Linked DNA regions of Mus musculus: all the other regions are linked to region 5. The links are chromatin loops, found by intact Hi-C in ENCODE. Cell type or tissue: heart. All regions are shown on one strand. Each heading gives the region's core, and the rest is flanking DNA. Links, peaks and the distances in the headings are about the cores only.

The links. A loop is a pair of places that touch in the nucleus more often than their neighbours do. Peaks named below come from ENCODE experiments on the same cell type or tissue, not always from the same donor. Only the 100,000 strongest peaks of a DNase experiment are listed, where the experiment ranks them.
Region 1: a loop joins it to region 5, with 4 times the contacts of the local background. A loop is called at or near these places in 11 of 42 quality-filtered maps.
Region 2: it touches region 5 in a loop (5-fold over the local background); 13 of 42 quality-filtered maps call a loop at or near these places.
Region 3: it touches region 5 in a loop (2.4-fold over the local background); 11 of 42 quality-filtered maps call a loop at or near these places.
Region 4: a loop joins it to region 5, with 8 times the contacts of the local background. A loop is called at or near these places in 13 of 42 quality-filtered maps.

What each region holds. Positions count from the first base shown.
Region 1 is chr6:122,305,620-122,311,747 of GRCm38, reverse strand. It overlaps M6pr (mannose-6-phosphate receptor, cation dependent), which reads right to left and starts at 3,028. Exons shown (of 7, transcript NM_010749.7): 1 at 2,582-3,028. In heart, for the core only: a CTCF peak has its summit at 3,176; a DNase peak (open chromatin) is centred at 3,007; H3K4me3 peaks cover 2,481 bases; H3K27ac peaks cover 2,203 bases.
Region 2 is chr6:121,552,469-121,558,596 of GRCm38, reverse strand. No RefSeq gene overlaps it. Among named protein-coding and RNA genes, the nearest start is that of A2m, 81 kb to the left of the region's middle. In heart, for the core only: a CTCF peak has its summit at 1,936 (motif pointing left); no DNase peak of the experiment used is centred there.
Region 3 is chr6:122,338,582-122,344,444 of GRCm38, reverse strand. It overlaps Phc1 (polyhomeotic 1), which reads left to right and starts at 4,788. Exons shown (of 16, transcript NM_001355215.1): 1 at 4,788-4,847. In heart, for the core only: a CTCF peak has its summit at 4,296; DNase peaks (open chromatin) are centred at 3,864 and 4,484; H3K4me3 peaks cover 2,435 bases; H3K27ac peaks cover 2,226 bases.
Region 4 is chr6:121,559,408-121,565,535 of GRCm38, reverse strand. No RefSeq gene overlaps it. Among named protein-coding and RNA genes, the nearest start is that of A2m, 74 kb to the left of the region's middle. In heart, for the core only: a CTCF peak has its summit at 4,423; no DNase peak of the experiment used is centred there.
Region 5 is chr6:122,389,059-122,395,186 of GRCm38, reverse strand. It overlaps 1700063H04Rik (RIKEN cDNA 1700063H04 gene), which reads right to left and starts at 3,808. Exons shown (of 2, transcript NR_152109.1): 1 at 3,656-3,808; 2 at 2,500-3,163. RefSeq lists an enhancer at 1-2,582. In heart, for the core only: a CTCF peak has its summit at 3,019 (motif pointing right); no DNase peak of the experiment used is centred there; H3K4me3 peaks cover 2,988 bases; H3K27ac peaks cover 3,937 bases.

The sequences.
Region 1 (6,128 bases), core at 1,009-5,008, 84 kb after region 5:
AGAGAGAAGCTTGACTTTGCTGGGCCCTAACATATCAGTAGGGAACATCCAACAATCTTTCTTCACATTCACTGGAAGCATGTGGAATGTGGGTGAAGCAGCCATAGTACCTTAACTCACCTCAATTACTTATGTGCCATTTCTCTGGGGAAAAAAAAAAAAAAATCACCCAATCACAGAAGAAAACTCACTGGGTCAAAAGGAGTGACCAGAAGTCTTCCTAAATCTACCTCGCCCCTTCAAGTCACAAATCTTAAGGCCAGCTAAACTTTCAGTAAGATGGCTGTCTTTTTACACTCTAAAGTTCTGAGTTCACTTTCTGTTTGTATTATTCTAACAGGCCCATCCAAACTATGGCCCATTGGACACATATATCCCCTGATACCTGTGAATGCAGCCCAACATATTCGTGGATGACAATGTTCTATTTCAATGTTGAAAAGCTGGCTACCTTCATAGTTAGGCCATAGTGACTGATGCTTGCACAAGGCTTCTACTAGTATCTATTAGTAACCCTTCAGGCCATTGACATTGTTTATTTTATAATGGTTTTACTCTTTTTTTGACAGTTAACTCTTCCAGACATTCTCCACAAGAGAGTGAAAGCTCTAACCCTGTGCTCTAAATTCATTTCCCTTTCTCCCTGAAAGGTACATCTGAGTTTCCATTTCCCATATGCAGGGAGGGTAACACACTTACCCATACTCCCCCGCCCCCCACATCAACTCACCAATACAAACATTTACAAGGCATTTATTTCCACCCAGTAATCACACGTAGCCAAGAGGTCAAAGGCACTCCTAACTCATCTCAGATAGGACATTACAGAACATGTGCAGCAGAGGGACAGCCTTCAGCCAGGCACTCTCTGAAATGCTACCAGACATTAACTAGTCAATCCTCTCCAAACCATGTATTAAACTTAACGGTCTCTGTTTCACAAGTAAAAATTACAGGACAAACAGAACAAATGCCACTGACACAGCTAATGGAGTAAGATGGATGGCTCCAGAGTCATCTATCCAGAAGGGAGCCAACCCAGAGCTGCCTTTCTCCTTTTTAAAACAGACCAGGAAGTTGGAAGTTAACTGTAACAAGGAGCCCAGGTTTAAGCTCTCCCCTCCCCTGAGCTCAGCTATTGCTCAACCGGTCACCTCACCTAGAGCTCCTCTGTTAACCTACTCGGTGCCATTTTCTGCAAGTTCTCTCAGGATTTAATTTAAAAAAAGTAACATTCTGGGCTCTGAGGCGCTTGCTCCCCAGGACATATCCTGGAGGGATGCTCTCACAGAATGAATGCTGTGCACTCTGGCCTCCAAGTTATTTCCTCATTTGTTAACTGTTGCTGCTTTCTCTTCCCAAATTAGGGCAAAGAATTTCACAAAATTGGGACAGGATGAAAAAATTAAAACAAGCCACGGTAGGCACTGGATGAGTGGAACTGTTTGTCATTTGCTTAAACGTTCAAAAAGTTAGTAGAAGAATAACTTTACACTTCTCCCAGCTTAAGATTTGAGTCTAATTTTGAGCTGCTTCTCCTTGATTCAGTGTGGTGTATGTTTGAAATGCTATGCCTGCATTGTGTTAGTTACACAGCCTAGAAAAGATGAGGGGTCTGACGCTTAGAGTTGCTCACTGAGTTACTTGTCCTAGGCTACACAAATATTAAATCAACCTGGATGACTTAATGCCATGAAGGCATTTGTGGTCAAACTTCTGATAAATACAGGCCCAAATAGAGAGCAGGATAAAACTGAAAGCTGGGCAGTTCCTATTTAGCATGGTCCAAAGAGATCCCCAGAGTGCAAGCACTTATAACTCTCAGACGCTGTAAAACAGGATCTTAGGCTCTTGAGAATTCCCCTTTCTTATTCTATAGAGACAGATCTAGTGGCAATGCTGAAACATTCTCTATAGGACGCCGAGTGACTAAGTTAGGGGTTGGGAAACTGCTGACCTCATTCAGCCCTGCACGCATTTTTCCACTCATGGCCGTTTTCCATTTTCTAATGGAGGGCTTTATTTTCTTCCTCCTGGTTCATTGCAGCCAACACGTTTAAGATCAGTCTCAACTGGCAGAAAGGCCCAATGTTTAAAGTGCCCCAAGGAGGTAGTTCTGTGCTTCAAAGTCTCCACAGAAACACAAGACACTCTTGTCACTCTTTTCCACACCATGCTAACAGACCTTCCTCGAACTTCTTCCAGGAGTCTGGAAATTCTCGCCTTCTATCTACTCAAAGTCATACCTTACCCCCAAATGACGCCATGACGCCACTTTACTCCCACGATACAGGTCAAAATTCTCTCTACAAGAATCCAGTTAACACTTCACACATGAGCACTTTCCTTTTCCAACCTTCAAAACATCTCAAATCCCTCTCTGATCTTGGAACTCCTCTTCCTCACTCCTAGAAGTCTGGCGTTCTCCGTTCTCATGCCTTTTGCCTCAAGTCCTCCCTAGGGCTCCCTAGCAGGATCTCCAGCCAGAACCACGGCCAAGCGAGAGTCCTGGTCCGCACCTCCTTCAGTACAGAGGTGTGCGAGGACCCCAGCCCGCTTCCTCCACGCCCCCAACACTCACGTGTCACGGGAAAACAGAGCAACCGCGGCTCAGAAGCCCCCAAGAATGTGTCTCTGAGGTTGGAAGACGCGTCCGGAGATCAGGGGTGCGGGGGCGCAGACCCCAGTCCCTCGATTCCTCTCTGAAGCCAGCGCTTCCCTAGGCGCCTCAATGCGCCCCGCTCCAGAAGCCGGAAACAGGAAGCAGCGAGAGCCTGCTGAGCAACTGCTCCTCCCACTAGACTCCGCGGCGTGTGACCGCAGAACCTTGGTTCCCTGGTCTCTCTTTTGGACGCTGATTGGTCAGCAGCCTAGTTCGCTGTTCCCCGGTCCCATCAACTCCAATCACTCGGAGATTGTCAAGATCAGTTTCTTCTTTTCGGGTCGCCTTTCTACCAATGAGGTTCGAGCTCCGCCTCCAGGGACTCTGGGCGGGCGCTCCTCATCCACGCGGGGTCATGCGCCAGGTGTCCCAATAGGTCTGAAGACAGTACGTGAGGGCGATCTGTGGAACTACAAAGAGTGTCGCTCCTTGGGCTTGCTGGGAGTTGTAGTTCCCTCGCCCGAAGCTCTCTGGGAGTTGTAGTTTCTAGGACTCTTCTGCTACCTTGGTGGCCTCTGTGAGGCGCTGTTTAGCCATCAGTCGGCTGGGCTCGCTTCTGGTTTGCAGTTGACTCTGCTACCCAGACAGTGGAATGTTATAGGTCCTGCCTGTCTTGATTTTCTTTGTTCAGAATTTTCTAATTCTTTCGGGACATAACTATTGTTACTGTTACCTGGGCAATGAATTTTCCTATTGTGGCATCTTGCTAGATAAGCATACTGTCAAAGGCATATATCAAAGGCGCCTGCCCTATGTGTGCCGGCCCTCTAGCCTGTACTTCAGTTTGGGGGGACCCGTGTCTTTGTGCCTTTGGTAAGGTCATTTGAAGACTCCTTGGATTTATTATCCACTTCTCAAGCCCTAGTTGTTCTTAGAGCTTGGTTTGAAACAATTGCGGCTTCCTGGATTCGCTCTCCAGGTTACTCATTTCTTCCTCTGAAGTTTCTTTTGGCTTTAGCTGCTCATGCCCCTTTTACTCTCACGTGCTTTTGCATGCACCTCCCTCACTCTGCTTAGATAGGGATTCATGTCAGAGGTAGAACTGTGCTTAAACTGCTAACACCGTAGTGTCCTATACTTTTTAAAAAAGTTAACTTAAAAGTTTTAATACATTTTAATTAAAGTATAATTACTTCCCCTTCTTCTGACTTTTTCCTTCTTCCATTTCTTTCGAAGGCCCCTTCACCCAGCTCTCCCCATGTCCCCCACTCAGACTGATGGTCTCATCTTCTTTAATTGTTATAGTTACAAATATTTGCATAGATACACTACAACCTGCTGAATCTGTTTATGTTTGTATGTACATGATTTCAAGGATGATCACTTTGTATGGCATAGCCTCACTTCTCTGTTAGCATATTGATATCGCCATTGTTTAGATCTTGTTTTTGCCACCATTTCTATGAGACTGTTTCACACCAGACATCCTGGTATTGCAGCTCTTACGGTTTTTCCAGCCCCCCTCTTTTTTTATGTGTCCTGAGTCATAGATGCAGGAGCTGTGATGTAGAGGTAGCCACTGTGGCTAGGCCCCTCACCACCTGCTGATCTCTGCACCGTGTCCTGTCATGGTTTTCTGTGATGGTCTGTAGTGAGAATTTTGGAATTTTGGCTTCTTTAACACAGAAAACAATTTTAAGAACATATTTCCATTTTGATCCCAGGTGTGGGATTTGGGGCTGCTTCAGATTGTCCACAACAGCTGGCTATGATATTTGCCTTGTGCTCTGACAGGGGACGTGGTTTTTGCTAGTCCCTGCTAGAGCACAAGGCAAATATGTTTGATAGTTTCTGTGGTGGTATTTGGAATTCTGAGAACTTTTCAGAGGGTATGTGCAGAGAGGCAGGGGTGGTTGTTGATCATTGGGGGTGGTGGTGGTGGTTACGGTTTGTTAGTAGTTGTGCTCAAAGAAGAAACAAGAAGGGAAATTAGATTTCAGAGATCTCATTCCTTTCCTCTCTCCCCTCTATCCTTTTTTTCCCTCCTATCTATATTAGGATGTTGAAGGAGTGGAAGAGAGGGAGAGAAGGGTGGAGGAAAGAAGAACCCACAAAGTCGCAAAGACCAGCTACAATGGTCTCCATTTGCTGTAAACAAATGCTTATTTGATATATGGTGAAATTACACTTATCTGTGGGCCTAAGGATATGATTTCGAATGCAGTTAGGAATTATGCTGACCTTGCAAATTGGTAGTACATTTTCTTCTAAGATCCTACCAGCCCTGGGAAGTTAGATTTCTAGTACCAGGTATAATTTTCCTCCTGCTGAGTGGGCCTTAAGTCCAACCAGACAGCCGCTGGTTACCACCAACATATGAGGGACATCTACTGTACCTTTATGGATGTCTTGCTATGCTGGCCATTGCGATTTATAGGTACCACAGCTGGGTAGGACTATGAATTGCCCCTTCTCTGGCACCTTGTAGAGTATTTTCTGGTACCTTGGAAGCTATACTGCAGGAATGCGGCTTTCGGGTTAGATCGAGCTCATACAGTCTGAGCCCTGTATCCTAGATGTGCTGTGTCTTCAGCAAGAGGAGCTTACCTTTGACCTCTGAGAGGCAACCGAAGGCAGTAGCCATTGTCTATGTTGCTTTAAGGGTCACTTGGACTGCCCTGACCAACCATTTTAGAGACATCGCATGCTTTCCACTGGGGGTTTTGTTAGTCTGTGGTTCTTGTGGGAAGCGTGTTCAGCTCAAGTGGCATAACTTTCATATACATAGTGTGATATATGTATATATATATATATATATATATATATATTATTTGTGAATGTGTGTGTGCATTGTGTATAATTTTAGGTAAATATTAAATAATAAGATTACATGAGGGTTTATCAGAAAGCCTTGGTGTTATTTGTCCCTCCTCCTTCTGTGCTGCCCTCCTTTCCCTCTGGTCTCATAGCTTGAATCATAGAGTGCATAGCAGCAGTTCGTGTCTGGCAGCGTCTTGACCACAGTGGTTAGGGGTTGTCCACAGTCTGCCCCACATCTCCTGCCAGGATCTCCTTGCCTTCCTCCAGGATGATGTTCTTCTTGTCCTCACTCAGGCAAAAGAGCACCGCCTTCTTGCGTTTCTTCACTTCTGGTGTTGAAGATTTGCGAACTTTCATGTCATTGAACACCTTGAAGACAGTCAGAGCAGAGGCCATGGTTCCGGAAATGAAAGGGAGACAGAAAGAGCCACTGAAGACCTGAGCCCCTGCAGCTGCTGGGATCTGGCTGAACCTGATTTCTGTGTTGTTGCTTGTTTTGTTTTTACTTTTCAAGACACGGTTTCCCGGCCGGGCATGGTGGCGTACGCCTTTAATCCCAGCACTCGGGAGGCAGAGGCAGGTGGATTTCTGAGTTTGAGGCCAGCCTGGTCTACAAAGTGAGTTCCAGGACAGCCAGGGCTATACAGAAAAACCCTGTCTCAAAAACAAAAACAAAAACAAAAACAAACAAAAACCACGGTTTCCC
Region 2 (6,128 bases), core at 173-4,172, 840 kb after region 5:
AGGACCTTGTAGGGACACAGGCAGGAATGGGAGTCTCTCTGATTGCAGTGTGATTTCCGGTGAGCTTTTTCCCAGTAAAGGGAACAGGGCAGTGCAGCAGCCATGGAGCAGGCAAGCTCTTTCCCAGTGGCCCAAGTGAGTGGAGAGAATGTCACCCCTTTGTCCGAGTTACCCTGAAGTCACCCCTTTCTTTGCTGAGTTACCCTGCAGTCAGCCCTGGAATAAAGGTGCTGCTAGCATTTGCGGTTTAACCTGACCTCATTTAAATTTTGAGTTTTAAGATCCTTCTGTTATTAAAGACCTTGAAGGTTACTTTTATGTCTGAGCAGTGTGTGGGGGTCTGTCCTCTAATCCTCGAGACTTTTTTCTAATATTTGGTGCTGATTGAAAAGGATAAAGATATAATCTTCCTTTCATCACCGTCCATAGTGAGATTTGCATATTTAGTCTGCATTATTTCTAATAAGCTGGAGAAAAATAAGGCCAGATTTTCCTCAGCACCCTGGGTGTCTCTTTGGTTTTATCATAATTTAGCGACTTAAGAGGCTCCTTTTCCATTCCTGCCAGGAGGCAAGGATCATAAAGCCCTGGGAGATTACCTGAATTGGGGTGATAAAAGATTACCTGAAAAGGGTCAGTTGGTGGGGTTGCCACAACACCAGCTGAGTTATGCTCCTACCCTGAGCATGAAGAGACTCACTGTGTGCCTGAGATGCCCTGAGTATGAAGAGACTCAGTGTGTGCCTGAGATGCCCTCCAGGCTACTCACCGTCTTCGGGAAATAGAGTAAAAGTCATAGTGACACAGGTGATATGCTAGGTGGGGTCAAAGTAGGGAGCACAGAAGTCAGATAGCACCCGGGAGACAGGCAGAGAAAGACAGACAGACGATAAGCAACTTGCCATACTCCTGGCTTCTTCACCCAAGACAAAGACTCACAAGGCTTCTTTTCCCACCTTCTTGCTGCTGACTGGACCAAGCATAGGCTAGGCTGGCCCACCATGAGTCAATCAACCCATTCTCCTTCATACAAGTCGACCAACCCCAAATGGGAGAGGAGCCCACTGCAGGCCACCAAAACCTATAACAAACCCAAGCCCTTAGGTTAACAGGCTCCAGTTTCTTGATTCCCTTCCCACATGAGGATGCCTGTCTCTTTGGGTACAGTATATGTGTGTGCGCACTCCTTTACATTGAATACAACTTGTTTGCTTGTTGTGACTGAAACGTTTCCTGCCCTTTAAGCTTTAATCAGCAGAGAGAATGAACCAGACTCAGGACCTCTAGGCTACATATTTGGGAGTGGAGAATTGTCTGAGATCTCCTTTGAGGGTGACCAAGTCATTGAGGCCCACATAAACTAAGCCACATTGTAATAGGGGGGTGGCTGCTGAGCCGTCCAGGGATTCTCCCTTAATCCCAGAATGGTGAGCTCACCACCACCACCACCACCACCACCACCACCACCACCAAGAGGAGTTTTGTGAAATCCACAGGCTGATAATTGTATTGTTTTCCCTTTTCTCCGACAGGGAGAGTCCCCTTTGGATGATTTTCGCTCTAAAATCTGTGTATCAGAGACCAAGAGAATGTTTCCATATAGCCCTGGCTGAAATACCACACTGGCAACTTCCCGCTGGGACCCTTGGGGTTAATTACTGGCAGCTGGCTCTAGAGAATCTTCTCCCCATATTTATTCCCACTGAGACGCCTTTATCTTGTTAATCAGAGTCTCTAACCCTGGGAGTCCTTCAGCAATTTATCTTATCTGTGTGTCTATCGTTTATCCAAACCAGGATGAAAGGACCTGTTAACAAAGGGGTTAAAACTATCTAAGAATTCTTTAAACAGATTGAGCCATTTGCTGATCTAGACTGTAGTATGCCCCTTAACCATAAACTTGTGACTAGAGACCACATAGCTCCCCCTTCTGGCCGAAACGTGGTATGACTTGAAGCACAATTCTGGGAAAACTGACCATGGGAACTAAGGGAGATGATTCAGAGAGAATATTCTCATATGGTATTGACCCATCTGTACCATTCCCAAGTACAAAAATCAACTCAAAATGGATCAAAGACCTTAATGCAAATTCTGAAACTTTAAAGCTACTAGAAGCAATACAAAGAAAAACACTTCAAGATACAAGTAAGGAAAAAAATGTGTCAAATAAGACTCTCATAGGCCAGAAATGAAAGATGGACACGGTGAAATCGAAAAGCTTTGGCACCATAAAGGAAACAACAAGAAAGGGGAGACAGCTTACAAAATTGGAGGAAATATTTGCTAACTATTCATCTGATGAGGGACTAAATACACAAAGAACTTTTTTTTTAAATCCAATAAGCAGACAAAAAAAAAAGTTCTCAAAGAAAATATAACAGCCATTAAATATCTGAAACAATGTTAGCCATCCTTAAGCCAGGAGGGACACGCAAACTAAAGCTACAATGAGAGTCCATCTTACGCTGGAAACATGGCTACCGCAAAGAAAGCAATGGAGGTTGGGCAAGGATGTGGAGAGTTTGTTGTAGGATTGGAAAATAGTGCAGCCAATATGGAAATCAGTATGGAATCACCTCAAAAGGTTAAAGATAGAAGTACCTTATGATTGACTTGGAGGCATGCACCAAGAGGAATCAATGCCAGCCTCTCACGGAGTCATCTGCGCATGCGTGTTTAATGCAGTATTTTTCATACTAGTCAAGTTATGGACTCAGCTCAGACACCCGTCAACAGATGATGGATGAAGAAAACGATGTCTGTGTACACAACAGGGTACCAATTAGCCACGGAGAAGAAAACAATGTCATCTTCAGGAAAAATAGATGTAACTGGAGATCACCGTGTTCAATGAAATCATCCAGGACCAGAAATACAAATATCACATTAAAAATCATTTAGGAAATCTAGACTTAAAATAATAACTCTTGTAATCGGGAGTGAGTAGTGGGGGGAGACGTTTATTTGGGAAGAAGGGACCAGTGGAAAGGAGCTTAGGAGAGGCTAATGAGGGATAGACATGATCAGAGTATATGACATACATGGATGAGAATGTTTTAACATTCATTTTGTACAATGTATTTATGCTAGTAATAAATAAAGCTAATAACAATTTTAAAAGATGATAAAATACAAAACACAGCTGCTTGGGGGTCACTGTGGCTGCTCAAAGCCGGGGAGCTATACTTCCCCAACTGCTAGGATTCAAGTCAGCGAGCTCCACCTGCTACTTCCCAACATTGTCCAGTGCACCGTGCTGTTGCAAACCAATCCTAGGAAGACAGTTTGAGTGTTGGAGGACACAGGAGGCCTCTTGCCTTTTATCTCAGCAGAAACATTTGTCAATAAGGCCTTTCATCCTAAGGCCAGATGGCTTCCATCCCAGCGCCTGAGGATCTGGAGCTGGCCAAGTGACAGGAGGAGCTCTGGAAGTTTGTCTTCCACACTCAGGAGGGGGTTTCTGAGGCAGGGGAGTGGGAACATGGAACTCAGTTGTCAGTCATTGGTGAGGTCAGGGTGTGCTTTGTCTAAGTTACTCCATATTGTATAAACCAGCAAGTCTCCAGGGTATGTCTTGCCACGGGGAGACTTAGTTTTACAAGCAACACATGATTCCATTTTGAATGCAAACACAGCCAGGATGAAGACTCTCTACCTTGTTGGATACAGAATCACCATTTGGCCATCACTACCTATGAGACATGGGCTCATAATTTAACACCATGACCAAAAGCAAGTTGGAAAGGAAAGAGTTTATGTGGCTTATACTTCCATGTCATTGTTCATCATTGAGGGACGCCAGGGAAGGAACTTGGAGGTGGGAGCTTATGCAAAGACTATGGTGGTGATGGTGGTGGTGGTGGTGGTGGTGGTGGTGGTGGTGGTGGTGGTGGTGGTAGTGTGTGTCTGTGTGTCTGTATGTCTGTGTGTCTGTCTGTCTGTCTGTCTGTCTGTCTCTCTCTCTCTCTCTCTCTCTCTCTCTCTCTGTGTGTGTGTGTGTGTGTGTGTGTGTGTGTGTGTGTGTGTGTGTGTGTGTGTACGCATTCTGCTTACTAGCTTGCTCTCCATGGCTTGCTCACCTTACCTTCTGATAGGACTACCTGCTCAGGAGTGGCCCTACTCACAGTGTGTTAGGCTGTCCCCCAGCAATCACTAAGAAAATGCCCTACAGGCTTGCCTACAGCCCCATCTTATGGAGGCATCTCCTCAGTTGGGGTTCCTTCCTCTCAGATGACTCTAGCCTGTGACATAAGCACCCTTATGCAGACAACATCCAGCTGCCCAGGGCTTTGTTTTGTCTGTCTCCACTGCTGAAGAAGTTCCTCAAATGGCCATTCATTTGTCCACACGTCTGCCATCTAGACCTGCTGTCTGTCCACCCCTCCATCTGTCTGGATCCGGCCCTGCCCTTTGCCTCGATGGCCTCCACATTCTGTACCTCATTTGCATATTGGACTGCATCTGAGGCTTAGCTCAACTCTAACCTGAAATTGACTCAGCAGCAGCACCTCCTGCAGTGTCCATCAGAGAATCCCCACAGAGATTCATTCCCCTTTGAATCTCTACTAGTTTTCTGCTTGCCTCCAGTCCAGCTTCTTTTGAACTCCTCTTTAACCCTTGATAGCTCTCCTATCTCTCCTATAACCTACACACACACACACACACACACACACACCCCACTCGCATACATTTTGTATAATGTGTGACCTGAGAATTAATTGATAATTAAGGTTGGAATAAAATAGCCTGTGTTTTGCTTGGCCAGCTATCAAGGGAAATTGGGACTATTTGGCAAATTAGAGGCCATAAAACTGATGTACTTTATAAAGCTATTGCTATTTAATCTGGCAGTGTGCACACACTGTGGAAAGACATAAGCCTGTCTATGGTTTTGTCAGTGCACTGGATGACATCACCACTCAGCATGCTTCCATGGGTATCTTCAAGTACTCAGGGATAGCATACCATAGAGGGCTCCCAGGTTGCAGATGACTCCAGCCCTCTTTCTATCATCCAGCAAAGCATGTCAGTTGTTGCTTCTTTAACGAAATCTCAATTGTTAGATTTTACCATTGAAGACTCAGGAGCCAGATGTTGAGGTGAAAGCCTGCTAGCTCAGAAAGGCAGAGAAAGCACTCAGCTGACCTTCCTCCTCAGCAACATCCAGAAGCAACTCCCTCCCTTGGGCTGTCTCAAAAAACCTCTTCCAAACCAAATGTCTTCCCTTCTACTTCCTGTGTGTCTCTCTCTATCCATCCTCCTGACTCCCTCTTACTCTTTATGGTCTTTTTCTTAATATTTCCTGTCTTCTGGTTGCTTGTTCTGCCTCTTGATCTCTGGTTGACTTTATTTAATCCTGTTTACAATAAAGAGAAAGCTCTTGCATTAAAAGTGCGTTAAGGCTGAACCACACCACAGCAGTCTTTTTTTTCCCTGTAAATAACACAATCTGAGGGTTCACAGTATGATTAAATATCTTGCAGCATCAGGTAGTAACCAGGTAAGCAGCATTACTGTTGGGATAATACACCCATTCTAATATCTTTTGAAATGTCAGCCTTCGATTTGAACCTTTTATCCCTCTATCCTAGAAGATATGAAGGATTACAAAGTTTCCTCAACTCTTCTCTGTCCCTATCAAGGAACACAAGTGCTTTGACTGTTTTATGATCCAGCCATACCTTGATTTTCCATAAAGTTTAAAGTAAGTGAGATTTTGTATATTCTTCTGATGAAGGTAACTAGGTAACTAGGTAACTAGCTCAGACGCTGAAAGAGAAAATCCCCAGTCCTGATTCCGATCCCATAAACCCTCCAGTGAACTCCACATCCGGCCCCTCTGGCAGCCCCAGGCTTAGGCTTAGGCCCCATACCATGACAAGGATCTAGTGCACACACACTTGTCAGATCCGACGAAGGCTCTGTGCCTGTCACCCTGTGCTTCTTTGTTTGGAGACCCATTGCATGTCTCAAAGTGGTTTGAAGTCCTCCCTCCCAGGAATGCCTCTGCTGTGACTTTGGAAGTGTCCCCAGCTTCAGATCTGGCAGAGACAAAACTTATCATTGATGTTTCTGAAAATGATGATTAAAATTCCTCAGAGTTTGTTGGGGTCAGGAATTTGGGA
Region 3 (5,863 bases), core at 1,864-5,863, 52 kb after region 5:
TGTTCTTTTACAGTGACTGTAATATTCTGTTACAAATTTCCTGGTTTAAATTGACACGTGTATTACTTTCCAGTTCGGTAGGTTAGACATTTGATGTGCATTTCGCTGGGTGAAAGTCAACGTGTTAGGAAGGCTGTGTTCTCTTTTGTCAGAGCTCGGGGGAAGATTTATTTAGTTAACTTTTTTTCCTAGCTTCTGGAAGAGTAGTTCTCAATCTTCCTAATGCTAGGACCCTCTAATACAGTTCCTCATACTGTGGTGAGCCCCCCTCCCCAACCATAAAATTTTTCGTTGTTACTTCATCACTGTAATTTTACTGTTATAAATTATAATATAAATATCTGATGACCCCTGTGGAGTGGAGACCTATAGGTTGAGAAGGGCTGTTCTAGAGGCTTCCCACATTGCTTGACTCATTGCTGCCTGGTGTTTTAAAGTAAGCAAGAACGGGCTGAGTACCTCTCAGGTCATGCTAACCGCTCAGCACCTTCTGCTTCCTATCTCCACTCTCACATATATCCACATCACACTGGAGCTGCTGTGCTAACACTCCGGAATCGCCCGTTGTTTAAAGGGCAGCTGATAAACAGCATTACTTCCTCTTTGCCGTGCAACGGAGCATACTCGCAGGCTTCATGAGTGGAAAAAAATTAGGCTCTATTATTCTTATTCCAGCTTAAAAGTCGACAACACCAGAAACAAAATTTAGGGAATTTGGGTGTACGTTACTTCTCTTTCTTGTTTGCTAAGGTATTCCCCAGTTCTTACCTACACAGCGTGTTTTGGATGGAGAACTGGAGATATTAACTAAGTCAGAGTGGACTGTCCATTGCAGTCACTTTTACAGGGCAAATGCCAAACTTCTCTACAGACATTCAGAGCTGAATACCTGAGTGGAAATGTCAATCTCTCATTTATGCTGTGGCTGGAGGTGGTTCTGAACTGCGGTGTCACACAAACCTAATTTAAAATTCTTACTCCAAAACTTACTTAAGTTCCCACGAACCAAATCCTGAATGATTTAACTTTCCCAAGCTTTATGTTCTTCATCTGTAAACATTATAATTGACCCAAAACAATTGTCTGGAGGACTGAATTCCAGGAGGTCTCTGAAGCTGCAGCAGAGGCTCCGGGTATATTTTGAATTGATTTTCCCCTTAGTAGGCTTCCCAGAGGCTGAGCTTTCTCGGCCTAGGGAACATAACCCCAGAGAGTATAAATCAGAGTTGAATCTTATCATGAATCTGTATTCTAACTTCTGAAATACTGACCAGAAGAGCACACTTGAAGCATTATAAAAGTAAATGTAGTGCCCAAAGAATGCTCTTGTCATATAAATGATAGGCTCATTAATTAAACTCATTGATGCATAAACTTCACTAAATTATGATTAAATAGTGGTGTAAGCTAAATAAACCATAAAGAATGGTTTAGATAAACTGGAGAACGACAAATGTTTAGTGGGTTAGCTCTAGCCCTGAAATGCCCTTTTCTCTGCTGAAAACCAAGGGACTTGGACAGCACTTGGCTTTAAAAATTGGAGTCTCGACAGGCGTGGTGGCGCACGCCTTTAATCCCAGGACTCGGGAGGCAGAGGCAGGTGGATTTCTGAGTTCGAGGCCAGCCTGGTCTACAAAGTGAGTTCCAGGACAGCCAGGGCTACACAGAGAAACCCTGTCTCGAACCCTCCCCCTAAAAAAAATTGGAGTCTCAAAATGCTCTTAATGCTCATCGTCCTCTCTTCCAGCTAGACCTTAAGAACTGCCACAAGATGGGGTGGGATGTGGAAGGTGGGTGGGGTGGTGTAGTTTAGAATATAGGAGGTCACTGCCTTGTTTCCCGAAGACATTCTTCCCATATTTGCATAAAAATGTGCTCCTCATTTTTCACTTCATTTACAGTCGAAGGCTTCCCTTGTAAAGTAAGAGCTATCTCTTCACAGGTCAGCTTGAAGAACCCTGCTCTGTGCTCAGTGCATGGCCGGGATTCCATTCCCTTACCTTCTGTTTGTTTTAGTTGCAGCCAAGTCCCCTTCCAAATCCCAGCGCTTCTAGACGTAGCAGGAGGGCTCAGCTCTGTGCAAAACAGGTCGAATGCATTTCCTTTACACCTGCTTAGGCTAATGACCTTCAGTGTCACGCAGAGCAAAGTTACCTTGCATGCACTCAATTGAACCATTTGTTTTGAAAGAGAAAAGACTAATTCCAGAAGAGTCATTAAATGAAAATGAGAAAGTTTAACAAAGAGGGGGAAGCAGGGAGGAAGGTGGAAGAGAGGGAGGGAGGGGGAAGGGGGGGACAGCTTAAGATCCATCTGGGAACAAAATTGTTTCTCTTTGTTTAGGTGGAGGTGAACTAGGTTACTCGGTATGGAAATGATTTTCTTGTGGATGGAGGCTTTCCTGTAAATTTAATTTGCTGTTGATTATATATATATATACATATATATATATATATACATATATATATATATATATGTATATATATACACACACACATATATAACTAAGTTAAATTTATTTTGGTGGAAATTAGTTAGACCTATGACCCAGTAAGCTTTGGAGATCTTTACATGAAAATTGAACTCTAAAAAAAAAAGAAAAGAAAATTGAACTCTTGGCCCATGATCAACATAGCTTGTGCTGCAATGGGTTATTCCTAGGCTAATGTCAGATAGAAGCTGAAATTATTCGGCCACTTTTCAATCCCCTTTTGTCATCCAGTAGATGACGAAACCAATGGTACTGGATTGAAAGAAAGAAAGAAACCAAAAAACTTGAGGTGGAATGTAGCTCTATTAGCAGTTCTTCATTGTTAAGGGGTGGAGCACAATGGGAAAGGGCCTTGATAATCTATACACACCCTATAGGTTGGGGAAATAAGGACATAAGCACTGGCATCTGGATGCTTTCTTCTGGGTTTATATATTACAGATCATATCCAGATTCATTGATGTTGAGTTTTCCTATAGAAGCCCTGTTTCTTATCCTGGCAGGGTATATAAATCTGAAAGTCATCTTTAGGTTGTTCTTTGATATTGAATACTGTTGAGGCTCAAAACGCCATTTGTAAGTCTCCGCAAGGAAGCTTTAACCTTGACCTGCCAAAGTTCTAGGTTTGAATGAAGTGGGTCCTGCTCCACCTGTTTTTTAACCACCAGATCTCCTTGCCAGAATGTTCCCATTCATCCCCAGCCAACACCTATCATCCTTGGCTCGGCAGCAAACCCTTTCACCTCTCCACACCCATGTTCCTGCCTCTCCAGTCCTTTGGCTGCCCTTTGGGATTTGCATACCCGTTTAACAGGTTCCTAGAAGCCTCCTAAAGATCTTACTTTACGGAGATCTGGCTATACCAATTAAGAGAGGGAGTTGAAACAAACACAAATGCATCAATTTATAATGAGAATGCCTCTCCCCCCCCCCCCCCCCTTAAATACAAATTAATTACACCTGGGTTTTCAATCTAGAGTGGGCTCAAGAAAACAACTAATTATGGCTGAGGTTAGCAAAAGATACAAATCCCAGCTATTATCACAAGGTAACACCCTACGGCAGGTAAAAGGTTAAGGAGAGCAGCTGTCTTTGCTAACAATGCTCTGGTTTAAAAAAAAAAAAAGCTTCCAAGAGTGGCCAGCACACAGTAGGTGTTCTAAGAGCTCTGAGAGACTGAGAATAATTAAATCCTGTTAAATTTGTGTTGCAAATAAAACGGGCCTCCCCCACCATATGCTCAGCCTTCCCAAAGGCAGCACCATTGTTCATCTCTTTACACCCCGCCTTTTCCATTGTTTTGGGCGTTGTGATTCTTTCACGTGTGCGTGTGACTTAAAGAGATTCCGAAGCACACAATCAACCCTGACGTCACAGACTTAAGTATTATTCAAAGCAAGTTGCTTCAGGTTCCTGCTTTTTAATGAACTGCTGCTTCTAACGGGTTCAGTTTCTGTGCGGCGTTGTTTCCCGCCTTCTTGGAGTTGGGGCGAGGGATTAAACACTCAGCATTCTCTCGCCGTTCCCTCTATCTCAAAGTTTTTCTTTTCTCCTCTTCCCTTCCCTTTGCTCTATTTCCTTTCACAGGCCGTCGTTTCTCAAGGGTCTTTGCTCCGCTTCCTCCCTCTGTGCCTGCTGGTCCCTTTGATCCTTTCTTTCGAGCCCCTATTCCCAGAAGCTGCAGAAAATACCTTCTTTTTTTCCCCCCCTTTCACGTCACTTCCCTCCCCTCTCCCCATCTCCCTCTCTTCTCCGAGGTGAGTCCCCCTCTAGAGGCCAGCGCTTTCTTAGACGTCTGCTTTCAGACGGCGAGCGGAATTCGAAGAGAGAGAAGGGGGGAAGAAAGGAGGAGAAAGAGAGCCAGAGCCAGGGGGAGAAAAGAAAAAGAAAAACAAACAAAAAAAACCCCACTCGGGCCTAGAGCGCGGAGGCCGGGGAGCAGCGTCGCCATGGCAACGGGCGCCGACAGGAAGCGAGGGACGCGCGCGAGGGCGGGCGCGGGGAGGGGGCGGGCCGGAGGAGGGGTCGGCTGCCCCGGAAGCACCTCCCCGCAGCCCCCTCCCCGCCGGCCCGCGGCCCCCCGGCCTCGGCCCCCCACCCTCGCGGCGGGGCAGGAAGTGACAGGCCCGCGCGAGCCCCCGGCCTGGCGGAGCCGCGGCGCGGCCAGCACCCGGACGGCGGGAGGGGCGGGGAGCGGCGGCCGCGCCGGGCACCTCCCACCGCGCCTGGGCCCCCGCCCCTCCAGGAAGGGGAGGAGGCGGCGCGCCGCCGCCGAGGCCGAGCGACCCCCCCCCCCTCCCCCGCCCCTGAGGTGGACGCCCCCCGCGAGGACTCGGGTGCGGAGCCGGGCGCGAAGGTAACCGGGCGGCCGCGGGCCGGGGAGGGGCCGCATCCCGGGGTCTCGGCGGCGCGGGGATGTTTCCTCAGCCACCTCGGCGTGTGCAACGCCCAGGTACCTCCCCCAGCCGCGCTCCTGCCTCCCGCTCTGCTGCGCTTTGCGGTGCTTGGGTGCTGCGCGTCCCGGTCTTCGTGCTTTGCGCTCGCTGTGCTCGGTGCTGTCTGTCCGTCACCTCGTTGCCTCTGACCGCTTCTCATTCATTTCTCCCTTCCCCGACTTTGGTCCTTCCATCCGAGCATGCTGTCTGGTTATCTCCCTGCTTCTCGCGCTCCGCCGGGCTCCCCGATCTCCCAGTTCCTCGACTTCTGTGCCTCCCCTGCTTGGCTCCCTACTATTAGAATATACATTTCCCTGCTTACCAAGTCCGCTCGCTTCGGGCACAGCACTGTATCCACCCCTTTCTCCTGGTGTGTTTGATTTCTCTTTGGAAATGCATTTTTTTTTTTTTAATCACGCTTCTGTGAAGAACAAGAACCCCTGGGAGTCTTTCCGAGGCGCCCCTCAACCCTTGCTTCTCACTCCATTCTTACTGCAACAGAGTTTTATACTCAAGGGTATTGACTTCTTCCAACACCTGACCCAATAGGCCCAGTAGTATGTCTACCTCAATATTAATTTCTAGTTCCTTCCCATCGGTGTGCGTCTTCCCCAGTTGAGTCCTTAAACACACCCACACCCAAAAGGTGGGAACGTTTAGGGTGGCCTTTGACTCTTAGTTTTAATTTTTGATTGAGTTTGCCACCTAAACGGTGTGCTCTCTTCACTTTCTATACTGAATCTGGAACTCACAACATTCATTGAAAAATGAGGATTTTAAGATAGATTTGTGTGCCTGCGAGGTTTTTGATGGCAGTTTCCCTGGTGAAAAGACTTTAAAATTGGCCCTCTCTGTTTCATTATCTGGGGGAAATGAGGGGGTCATCGAATTGATGAACGTGTTTTATATAAGGCTCTATTGCAAGTAACAGGGTCTT
Region 4 (6,128 bases), core at 1,972-5,971, 830 kb after region 5:
AAATTGTTACATCATAGCCTTTTTAGTGTTATGTACCAAAATGTTTCCCCCTCGTCTGTAACTCTTGTACTCAGGACAAGAATCACCACAAAAAAACAAAGAAACAAACAAAAACATTATGATCCAAAATATTTTGGAGACCCACTGTTATCTAAAATCACCCTTTTCTTTTAAACAAGAGTTGAATCCAAGTTGCATATGCCATATCCTGTAGTAAATTAAGATTATAGATTTTCAACCATCAACCCCCATGCCATAAGTTTTAAGTTAATATTTTGTTACAGATTTTACAGAGCTTTAGCCATACTAATAAACCTACAAATCTTGAGGTACAGAAAGTGATGAGACTATTATGTAATAGTCTTTCAAATCATTGGATAAGATTCACACTCTAGCAAGAGTTTTAGAGCTAAATAAAAATCAAAAAGTATGAGATGAATAGCAATAGTCCCCATTGGTAATAGTCTGTCTCTTTCATTTTGTTTTGCTCTCTTTTCTCAGTCACATACTGAGGTGGTCTGCCTGATATAGGATGGAGATTTTGAAGGAAACCTTTAAACAAACATGCATGGGTCTAGAGGATGGGGAACTATAACTCAACTCCAGAGCCAGATTTTTGTTGAAACAGCACAGGATAAAACAACAATTTAATATCACCCATACATAAAAACATTTGGATCCAGTGACCAGCGAAAGGGAACAAAGTAAGTTAAGAACAAAGAAGGTTTAAAGATTAGAATTTAAGATTTAAAAAGAAAAACGGTGCAGCACCACAAATACAAATAACCCAAGCAATACAAAACAGACAGAAAAATTCTACAATTTTATGGCCCAGACAAACCAAAACCAAATGAGGGCCAGCATAACCCAGGCAGTCTCTCTGACTGGGGATTCAGCACTGTATCCTGTTCTTCCATGAGTCTCACAAACGCTTACAACAGGCAGGATCATTACCTATCCCTCCAGAGGGTTTCCAATGTTACTTTTCTTACAATTTAAGCATAGATTGTAAGCATAGAGAACCTGTGCATGGCTCCCTTCTAATTCTGGGCCTGTCTGATTCCTTGACTTCCAGTACTCTGGGAGCCTCCAGGGTCCCAAGGCCAGCCAGAAAGAGAAGGTGGATCTGGCTGAAGGCCCAGATCCCAGATGAACCCCCAAAGTTATGGGTCTAGGGTTATTCAGAGACCCACCAATCTGACTATTCATATGTTTTAACAAAGAAGAGGCTTTTATTTCAGATACTGGCACCAAGTCTACTCCAGGGACTTGAGATTCCAGAATACAACATCCAGCCACCTCTGTCAGGGGTTTATAAAGGCAAAGAACACAAGGTTACAGTCTATCTAAAGAAGTGGTTCTAAACCTTCCTAATGCTGTGACCCTTTATTATATTTTGTTGCTACTTCATAACTGTGAATTTGCTAGTGTTGTGACTCATAATATAAATATCTGACTTGTATGATATCTGATATACAGCCCCTGTGAAAGAGTTGTTCAACTCCCTAAAGAGATGGAGACCCACAGGTTGAGAACCATTAGTCCAGATGGTAGCAGAAGGTCCTCTGACACAAAACATGTATTTTACAAAAGCAGAAAAAGCAGTAAAAAATTAACCCATAACAGCTTTTAACATTTGGTGATCTAAGTTTTCTTTAGACTTCTCTTAAGCACAGAGATTTAAAATTTTTAAACATAAAGTTAGCCATCACAAATTCACTGTAGAACTCAGTGTTCCCAGAGTTCTGCTAGGTCATATTGACTACTTTGTTGTTGTTGTTTTCATTTGGCTTGTGGATTGGGGCTGCCTTGTACCTAATTTCTATCAACAACAGAAAGAAAGTAGTTAATTTCAAATCTGTTTACTTCTCATTGTTGTCCAGGACCCCAGGTCTGTAGTTCATTCTTGCTTTACTTTTCTTTCTCATGTTCTAGCTAGAACATCTTATCTAGTTCTCTAAACCATACTTTTTTACTTATTCACATTACTTTTGCATGTATCTTCATTAATGTCTTAGGGTTTTACTTCTGTGAACAGATACCATGACCAAGGCAACTCTTATAAGGACAACATTTAATTGGGGCTGCCTTACAAGAGGTTCAGTCTATTATCATCAAGGGGGAAGCATGGCAGTATCCAGGCAGACATGGTGCAGGAGAAGCTCAGAGTTCTACATCTTGCTCTGAAGGCAAACAGGAGAAGACTGACGTCCAGGTAGCTAGGAAAGGATCTTAAAGCCCACACCCACAGTGACACACTTCCTGCAACAAGGCCACACCTATTCCAGCAAGCCATACCTCCTAATAGTGCCACTTCCTGGGCCAAGCATATTCAAACCACCAATTTTTTTTTGTTTAAATACACATTAATATAAAAGTTGTGTGTATTATGGAGCATACTGTGGCATTTCAATACATGTACACAGTGATCAGATGAGGACAGCTGATATATTTGTCATCTCATTAAGGTTGTATATAATATGTAGATACAACATAGTTTATTCAATCAATTGTAAATTCCAGAAAGATACTGGGATGATTACAGTATTTTCACTGTAAGATTTCTCCTTAAACTTTATTTTTAAATTATTGTACTGCAGAAATTAGTGGCATAGACACCATAATCCCAGCTACTCATGAGACAGAGGCAGGAAGATCTTGAAATCAGGTCCAGCCTATACAACACAATAAGTTTAGTTCAAAAGAAAACAATTTATATACTCACAAGAGTCCCAAAAATAATATATGGGAATTTTGGATAATTTATCAAGTTTCACTCAGTGGTAAAATTTTATCTATTTATTCATTTACTTTTTATATTTCTTTCTTTTATAAATTAATTTATTCTTCTCTTATACTTTACATCCCAACTGAAGTTTTCCCTCCCTCCATTCCTTCCAGTACCCCCACCCTACACACACACAAACCTCCCCTCTCACCGAGATTCAGTCCTCCTCCATTTCCCTTCAGAAAAGAGTGGGCCTCCCAGTGATATCAACTGAACATGGCATAACAAGAAACAATACAACTGGGCGCAAACCCTTATATCAAGGCTGGATGAGGCAACCCTGTAAAAGATAAAGAAGCCCAAGAACAGGAAAAGGAGTCAGAGATACCCCCACTCCTACCGTTAGGAGTCCCACAAGAACACTAAGCTACACAACCATAACATGTATGTGGAGGACCTAGCTCAGACCCATACTGGCCCCATGATGGCTGCATCAGTCTCTGTGAGCCCCTGTGAGCCCTGCTTAGCTGATTCTGTGGGCTGTGTTCTCATGGTGCCCAGACCCCTCTTGCCGCAGACCCTCTGGGCCCCCATACTTCCTCCTTCCCTTCCACAAGGTTTCCCAAGTTCTGCCTAATATTTGGCTGTGAGTCTCTGCATCTGCTCCGATCAGTTGCTGGATGAAGCCCCTCTGATGATGATCAGGCTAGAGAATACAGAACAAGGGGAGCACTCCTCTTTTGCTGGTGGAAGTGCAAACTTCTACAACCACTGTGACAATATTTTTATCAGAAAAGATGGGAACCTTTCACCCAGAAATCTAGTTAAAGTCTCCACAGGCTAAGGGTGGAGAATTTCAACACAACTAACAAAAACCATGGAATATTTTCTCCATAAAGACAGTATTCCTGTTTTTAAAAAGATGTTACAAATATGAATGCTAAAATAACAGAATCATGTGGAAACCCAAAGCATCTATAGCCTTGGAGTGAACCTTACTCTTTTTCTAATACAAACCTGTAAAGAGTCTCAAAGATAATATTAAGAGCTTTGTTTATAGTCAAATTTCTGCCTCAGTTTCTTTGTGACTTAGTCTAGTGAGGAGTCCTTTGACTTTTGTGATAAATGGCTTTACCTCACCCACCCATAATCCTGTGCAGTGCTCCCCAGGAGCCACCCTGTGCTATCATTTACTGAAAGAAAAGTATTTCTTAGAAGCTCTTTAAACAATATCACTTCAGGGACCATCAAAAATTTGCACATATATACATGCACACACACACACACACACACACACACACACACACACACCACAGACACATATATACCACACACACACCTGTCTAGTGTTAAGACATGTAAGCAGTTCTCTCTTGAAGAGCCAATGCCTATATGCCTATATTTTGAGTGTATACCACTCTCTTTCTAAGCATCTTTCTCTCCCCCTTAACGCTCAAGTTTACATCTGTATTAAAATTGGTTCTCTTTTTTTTCTTTAATGAATTCTAACTCAACTTGAAATCCTCGTCCTTAGTGGCGTGAAGAATTCCAGCTTCACTTGGCAGCTTAATTCCTGTTCCCATTTCCTGATGCTGCTAAGAACACAGCACTGTTAAGCCACAGACGTTCAGCTCCTAGATTTTACACAAACTCATCTGTGAATATGTGGTTGATGAAGTAGAGCTCATGTGTAGAATTGTGCAGCAGCGCCACCAACAGGTTGTAAAATGTTCCTGTCTCTCAGTGAAATTCTGCTGTACCCTTGGAAGCACTATTGACCTTGCTCATCCCTGCTGACAATCACTAATCTTCCCTGTAGTATAGCTTTGTTGCTTTGATGTCATTATATACACGGAAATGTGTGACATGACCTTTTCCACTATGCTGTTATTTTATATTGAACTAAACTTGATTTTTAAAAGACAAAGCTGTACCCAAGCTTTTACACAATTCAAGTCTGAGGATTAAGCAATGACTTTTTAGTATAATTAATCTGCTTGTACTGGGAGTTAAAGAAGTTATAATATTTTGCCCTTGTAAAAAGGGCATAGAATCCAAATCATAACTGGAATTCTCAGTGACTCAGTGCTTTCTCTTACACAATAGGGGTCTGGTCAGTTTTAAGATGGAATCCCTCCATACATGCTGCCCTTGATTCCTTTATCACCATGATTCATCAGCCCATGCAATGAGCCAGCTGGCGGCTGCAGCACTTTCATTCTTTGTCTTTGGATATTTTGATGTGGCCCTTTGAACCCCATTCAGGACCCCAGCTGCTGTTGACAAGCAAGTGGCTACCATCCTTTGAATTTGCTCACTCAGCTGTAGCCAACCACAGAACATCATGACCTAGATCCTTGCTGCTCTAGGCTGGATCATAATAAATGCCTGACTTGTTGAATTGAAGGGATACACTGCCTGTATCAATAGCAACAGTGATGGGCCCCATGGTTGCCCCTGCCATCGTGAATGCCTTTTCCCATTGGGGAATGTCCCAAATCCAGTGCTATTAACCACAGAAAACTTGGGTCTGTCTTCATAAATTTTATCCTTTCCCTTCAGGTGGCTGGAAATCCTCTGAGTTCAGGCCTTTGTTTTCTTTAATATACATGTAATAGTTCCTTGTTACTGTAGCAAATCACCTGACACAACCAACTTAAGGAAAAAATAAGAGTTTATTTAGGCTCACAGTTCCAGGGTACAGTCCATCCAGGTACTGAAGACATTGTAGCAGGAGTGAGAGGCCCCTGGTCACATTGTATCTGCAGTCAGGAAGCAGAGAGCAAATAGGAAGTGAGTGAGGATGTAAAACTTCAGAGCACATCCACAGTGGTGCACTTACTCCACCAGGTCTCCCTTACTCAGGGTTCCATGTCTTCCCAAACAGAACCACCCACTGGGGATCAAACACATGAGCCTATGGATGACATTTCACACCCAAAGCCCAATAATGAAAGGTGTGACGTGTTATTCCACCACTTAATGCCTTCCCCCAAACAACTCATGAGGTCCTACTCTCTCCACAGATCAGTCTGCCAGTTCTGTGGATGCTCTAGGCCAATGCCCCCAGACACCCTAAAAGCCCAACAACCCCACTTCTTGATTCATCACAGTAGTAACGCAGCTTGTCTTCAGTTGTGATCTTGAAGGTCATGTGTCACCCACCTCCGATCTTTAATCAGTGTGAGAGATGGTGGTAAGCAACAGTCAGGGAGGAGGTACCTCAGACCCAAAGGTGAACAGAAAGTAGGGGAGTGTTGAGAGGCCCCAGCAGAAGAAAGTCTAAATGACAGAGCACAGGAGGGAGGTTGCCACAGGGGGGTTGTGAGCAGAAGCTAATTGAGGCATGGAACTTTTCTGAGCCACCATATCTAAGGAGACAGGTAGAGACTGCAAGAAC
Region 5 (6,128 bases), core at 656-4,655:
AGGGAGGACGGTGAGGAGGAGGAGAGGGAGGGGGACTGTGGGACTCAGAAACAGTTTCATTCTGTAGTCCATCGCTCCGTGTTTTATTTGATTTGATTGTTGCTAGTGCTGAGGACTGATCTCAGTAAGCACTCTGCCACTGAGCTGTACTCCCAGTCCTTCACTGCCATGTGTATACACTACACACATAATACAATCTCTCTGTCTCTCTCTGTCTGTCTGTCGCTCTGTGTGTGTGTGTGTGTGTGTGTGTGTGTGTGTGTGTGTGTGTGTGTGTCTGGTGAGTATATAGAGACCAGAGGACAACTCTGTGAATTAGTTTTCTCCTTCAACCTTCCTGTGAGTTCTGGGGCCTTCCAGCCCTGGAACATTTATTTGTTTACTTGTTTGTTTGAGTCAGGGTTTCTCTGTGTAGCCCTGGCTGTCCTGAAATTGGCTCTATAAACCAAGTTAGCATCAACATCATAGAGTTCCACCTGCCTCTGCCTCCCCAGTGTGGGAGTTAAAGGCACGAACCACTATCACCCGTCTTCTGGACTATATTCTTAAAGCAAACTGAAAACTGGCATCCCTGGCAGCCTCATTAGGGAAGCACAACTCCAAATTGGTAGACAGAAAGCAGTGTGTAAAGACAAACAAGTTATTGGCCACTCATGGTGACAGAAGGAACTAGACTCAAATAAACCTTCAGAGGGGTGAGCAGGAGTCTTTCTGTTTCCTTATCTTCTCAATGTCTATGACATTCTCTCCTCTGGATCTTTCCAGTTGCTTCTGTCTTATCTCTGTCTCCAGCAAGCTAAAAACAAACGTCTCGACCCAGCAGAATGAGGAGAGGTGTGCAGAAGATAACAAGTCACAGTGACCATATAGACAGGGTTCTGAGAAGGGAGCGGGAGGCCAAGGGGTAACCGAGGGTGGGGACAGGGCCTGAGGAGCTCTGAGAGTCAGGCAGGCAGCTGAGAACTGGCAGTGGGCACTGGGTAGGATCAAGACTGCCAGCCTGCTGAGATAGAAGCCACCGGGTTCTAGATCCGGTGAGAGTACACAGGTCGTGTGTAGGAAGTAGCATTCTCCTCCTGAGAACCAGATGCCTGGTCAGCCCTGGACAGCCTAAGATCCATTTCCATCACATTGAACCACTGCATAAGGAAAAATTGGGAGGATGGATTTTAGCTGACTTATGCTATGAGAATTGTAAAATGATAAAACTTGGAGATCCTAGGAAAGTTCTAGAGAATGACCTGCCATGGGGGATCGCTTTTATGCTCTCTGGTCCTTTGTTTCTGCCCAACCTCTACTCTGGTTCTTAGCCAAGCCTCCACTTGGAGAACAGCGGTCATCAGGCCCTGTGGGCAGCCCCTGCCTCTGATAAGCACACAGCTGCTCGGTGAGGTAATGCACAGGCTCTGGAAACGTGCGTAGAGCTGCTGTTCGTGGTGAGATACAGACATAGCCCCTAGGGAGGCCCCAGAGGAAAGAAACTGACTTCTGAGCTTTGAGGGGTTTTCTGTCTCTTCATTAGTCACCAGGGAAAGGAAGTTCGCAGATGGAGGGGCAGAAACACCTGAGGGTTAAAGCGAAAGGTGAGTGCGTATGCGTAGTCTCAGGGAAAGCGATGCTTTACAATCCTAGATAAGAGTTCCTATGCACAGAGACAACTGGAGGAGAATGCTAACGATAAGGAGCGACTTCGAGGCAGTGTGGACCCCGAGGCCTCAGCAGACTGAGCAGAGCAGAGGTGTGTGTAGAATGGCTTGTGTAGGTGAACATGTGGCTCTTGTTTCCGCCATCTCTCTTCTATTTCCGGCCTGGAAGGCTCCTGCTCTCATTGACCTTCACCTCCAGACCGCCCCCGCCCCCTTCCCTCATCATCCACAGCCCATTTCCCAGCAGAGCTGTCACAGCTGACGAAATGCAGTTCTTCATGGAGATGTGCTCTGGCAATCAGGTGAGAGGGGAGTAGAGAAGAGTAAAAAAATGAGTTGGGCCAGAGCAGCGGTGGCGCACGCCTTTGGACCAAGCATTCGAGAGGCAGAGAGAGGCGAGCGGATCTCTGAGTTCGATGCCGCCCTGCTCTACAGAGCAACAGAACAAGGAAGCTTCAGGACGGCCAGGGTTACAAAGAAAAACCCTGTCAAGAAGGGGTGGGGGTGGAGGAAGGAGTTAGGTGAAGAGAAAGATCTCGTGTGTGTTCCGGAGTTGGAGGCAAAGCAAGTTCAGCGCGCAGTGTGGAGAGAGCATCAAAGTCGGTTGTCACACTGTACCTGCCGTTTAGAAAATCTTTGGTGTTTAGATCTATGCTGAAATCTCTTTCTCCACCACCCCCATCGTCCTCCTGGTCTCCCCCCTCCTGCTCCTCCTCCTCTTCCTTCTCCTTCTCTTCACCCCCCTCTCGACACCTCCTGAAGTCATGACAGAGCTAGAGGTGGATAAGATGATTGTGAGTTCAGGACTTTAAAGAATGGTCAAATTCTGAGGACCCAGTGACTAACGCTTGTAGAAAGCATAAACATCTTTATTTTTAATACATTTGTGGCTGAGCTAGCTAGACCTCATTGGGCACATTGACGCATCATTTGTTGGTCTCTATGGTCAGGACATGCACTTGAAAACTTTACTAGATGCCAAAGTCAAGAAGCCAGGAGATGGCAGTTGCTACCCTCCACTCGACAGCACTGCCACTCAGGGAGGTAAGCTGTGGGACCCTGGACCCTGAAAACCAGCTCTGCTCTCAGACCGAGTCTGCCACTTCAGATTGGTTCTGTGTCGTAGATGCAGGACATTTCCAGAATATCTCTCCAGGAAGAGCCTTTGAAGCCTGGATCCCGTATCTGTTCAGTCTCTGATCACAACTCTTTGTCCGTACTTCCCCGGTGGCCTTTCTGACTTCTCCTCTCCGTGGCGGTCCTTTTCTTTGTATGAGTGAGTTCTCTGGTTGGCTCTGAATTTCTTACCAATCTCCCAGATCATAATGGGAGTCTTGTTTTCCTGTATTTTCTTCTTAGCCTCGTCAGCAGATGGCGGTATTGCCCCGAAGGCTGGGTTGGCATCGCTATCGCCATCGCCCGCAGACAGAGGGCTCTCAGAGGACTCCAAGTCTTTCCCAGAGACCTGGCTGTGGGAATTGATTCCAGTAAGTTTCATGTAAGCGATGGGATAGAGTCTGCAGAAAAGTCAGAATCGTTTTTTTTGGAAAATCTCAGTGTCAGGAACTCCTCCCCCAGCCCCACCCCCGGAGAACAAACTACACATCCACGAAGCGCACGCACACTGCATGTTCACCCTAAGTCCACACTGATGCTTAAAAACACTGACTACGTTCCCATTTTTGACAAGCCAAGAGCCACATAATCGTGACACCCCACCAGCCACATAATCGTGACACCCCTTTTCTCGGGTGCGGACGCCTCTACTTTTCCTTTTGCAGATCAGTCCTCTCCAAGGCGCTGCTGCTCCCCCCACACCCAGCAGACCTAACTTAGATTCTTGGGGATCAGGGTGATCCAGGCCACAGTTCCCGGTGCCATCACTGAGCGGAAGGCTGTGACAGTCTACAACCTCCCATTCCAAAGGCTTCGCCTGGGCTGACTGCTTTCTGCCCACTCTTGGTTGACCTGACGCTGCTTTTACTCAGTCATTCGTGGGGAATCCTTACTTCCACCGTCTTCAGTTATCTAAAGGACTGCATCGGGATGAGAATGGGGATACTAGAAGCTGTGCAGCCCTGGAGTCTCGGGCCCACACCACAAGGCTGTCCCTAAATTGGAAGCATACGGGACTTCCCTGGGAGAGGCCATGTTGGCGTCTCAGGCCCCGAGTTTCCCTAGCACTATCTTCTATGCTCACACCACCCTTCTCTCTCCACCCCTGCCCCCTCCCACCTCCCTTCTTTCCTTCCTTCCTTCATATGTAAGTTGAGCACACGGCTTCAAGCCCCCTAACCAAACGCTCTACTTTTTTGTTTGTTGGTTTTAATTTATATTATTCTTGGACAGTTCCATACATGACTACATTTTTATCGTTCCCACCTCCCGTTATCCTTTCTCATCCCATTCCCACCTCCCAGCCTGCTTTTTATTTTGAGATGGAGTCTCCACAAAGCTGCTTCCACTGGCCTTGAACGCACTCTGTAACCCAGCCGGGATTTGGGTTCGAGCTCCTGACCCAGCCTGCTGAGGAGTGTTTACAGGCCCGTGCTGTCATGCTCCACTTTCCAGAACTTTATCTCTTTAATCATTCGGGTTCAGACTCACGTGATCGTGAGTGCCCGTAGACTCATGGCCAGATTATCTGGCCTCCAGCTGCCTGTGCGCTGATGGTGCAAAGACCTGTCAAGCTGGGGAAGCGAGGGCTGATGGGCTGGGAAGCCGGCAGGCTTGGAGACCTCCCTCCATGTTTCCTGCTCCATGTGCTTGCTTCTGCTTTCCTCCCGTTTATTTCCCTCTCTCCTTTCCTTCCGAGGCTATGTGGTAAGTAAATGAGCAAAGACTCAAAAATGATGTCCAAACAAATCCATCCAACCTGGAATATCCTGAGGGTGAAAGGAGAGCTTTTGGTACTTATGACAGGACAAGGACTCACCACAGGACAGGTAACTAGTCTGCTTTAATGTGTTTACCCATTTTTAAAAATATTTTTTATTTATTTATTTTTTTTATATGTAAGTACACTGTAGCTGTCTTCAAACACTCCAGAAGAGAGCATCAGATTTCGTTAAGGATGGTTATAAGCCACCATGTGGTTGCTGGGATTTGAACTCAGGACCTTTAGAAGAGCAGTAGGCGCTCTTAACCACTGAGCCATCTCACCAGTCCTACCCATTTCTTAAAAAATATTTTGTAATAGTATCTTCTAGTCTCCTGTTGTAATTGTTGTCTCTGAGGCTTACTGTGTTAACTTAGGCCTAGTCCTGGAAGCTTCTAGCCTCTGTATAGTCTTATCTAGGCCTAGAATGTTTCCAACCTCTGAGACTTACTGCTGAGTGAGCTCACCCTTTCTTTTTTCTGTGGGAAGCCGTTGCAGAGTGGCAGTTGCAGAGTGGCAGTTGCAGAGTGGCAGTTGGCTACTGCTGGCCACCACACATACATAGGCAGTGAAGGTTCTTTTGCCAAGACAAGTTAACCAATCAGATGTGAGATACACCTCTCCTAGGCCTATGTAAGCAGCGCCAGTTCTGGGCTCAGGGTCTTTCGCCTCTACAATCAAGCTCTCCCAATAAACGTGTGCAGAAGGATCCTGTTGCAGCGTCGTTCTTCCTGGCCAGTCGAGCGCGCGCAAGATTTTTCTTTTTCTTTTTTTTTTTTTTCTGAACTCTATTGAACCAACTGAATTGCTCTGCTTGACCTCAAGCCAACTCTGGCAGTATGTTCTAATCTTCTGGCTTCTTCTTATTCTCTGGCTTGTTCTGTCTTCAGCTGTATCTAGCTTGTTTTCTCTTTAACCTGTTTCTGTAAAACTCCTCTCTCTCCCCCACCCCCTCTCTCTTCTCCTCCCCTCTCTCTCCCCTTTTTCTTTTCTGCACTTCTCTCTTAAGTAGGCTCTCTTTCCTGTCTGTTCTCCTGAGAGTTGGGTGTATCCTATTCTGTCAAATCTTTCTCTGATTTGTCACTTGGTCTGCTATTCAATTAGGCATCACTTTCAAACATGGGCACTGCCTTCCACAAACTAACTTTACCTTCATTGTTTAGGATTAAAGGTGTGTACTAAGGGCATGTCTGAATTCCAGCCAGAAGGATGAAATGTGTGCTAAGACTGAGCCACACCACAACTAGAAACAGCTTTTTCAGCAAATAAACCAATCTCAAGGTTCACAGTGTGATCAAATATATCCTGTAACAATGTTTGTTTGTTTGTTTGTTTGTTTGTTTGTTTGATGTGTATATGCCTGGTGTGTGTCCATGTGCCATGTGCATACAGGATCCTGTGGAGGTCAGAAGAGGATCCCTGGAAATGGAGTTATAGGTGGTTGTGAGCCACCATGCCCATATTGGAAATTGAACCAAGGTACTGGACAAGAGCAGCCAGTGATCTTAACCTCTGAGCCATCCTTCCAGCCCCTATACTGAATCATTTAATCTTCATACCAACCAACTGGCTGTTCTCTTGGAGTAAATAACTGCCATCAAAAT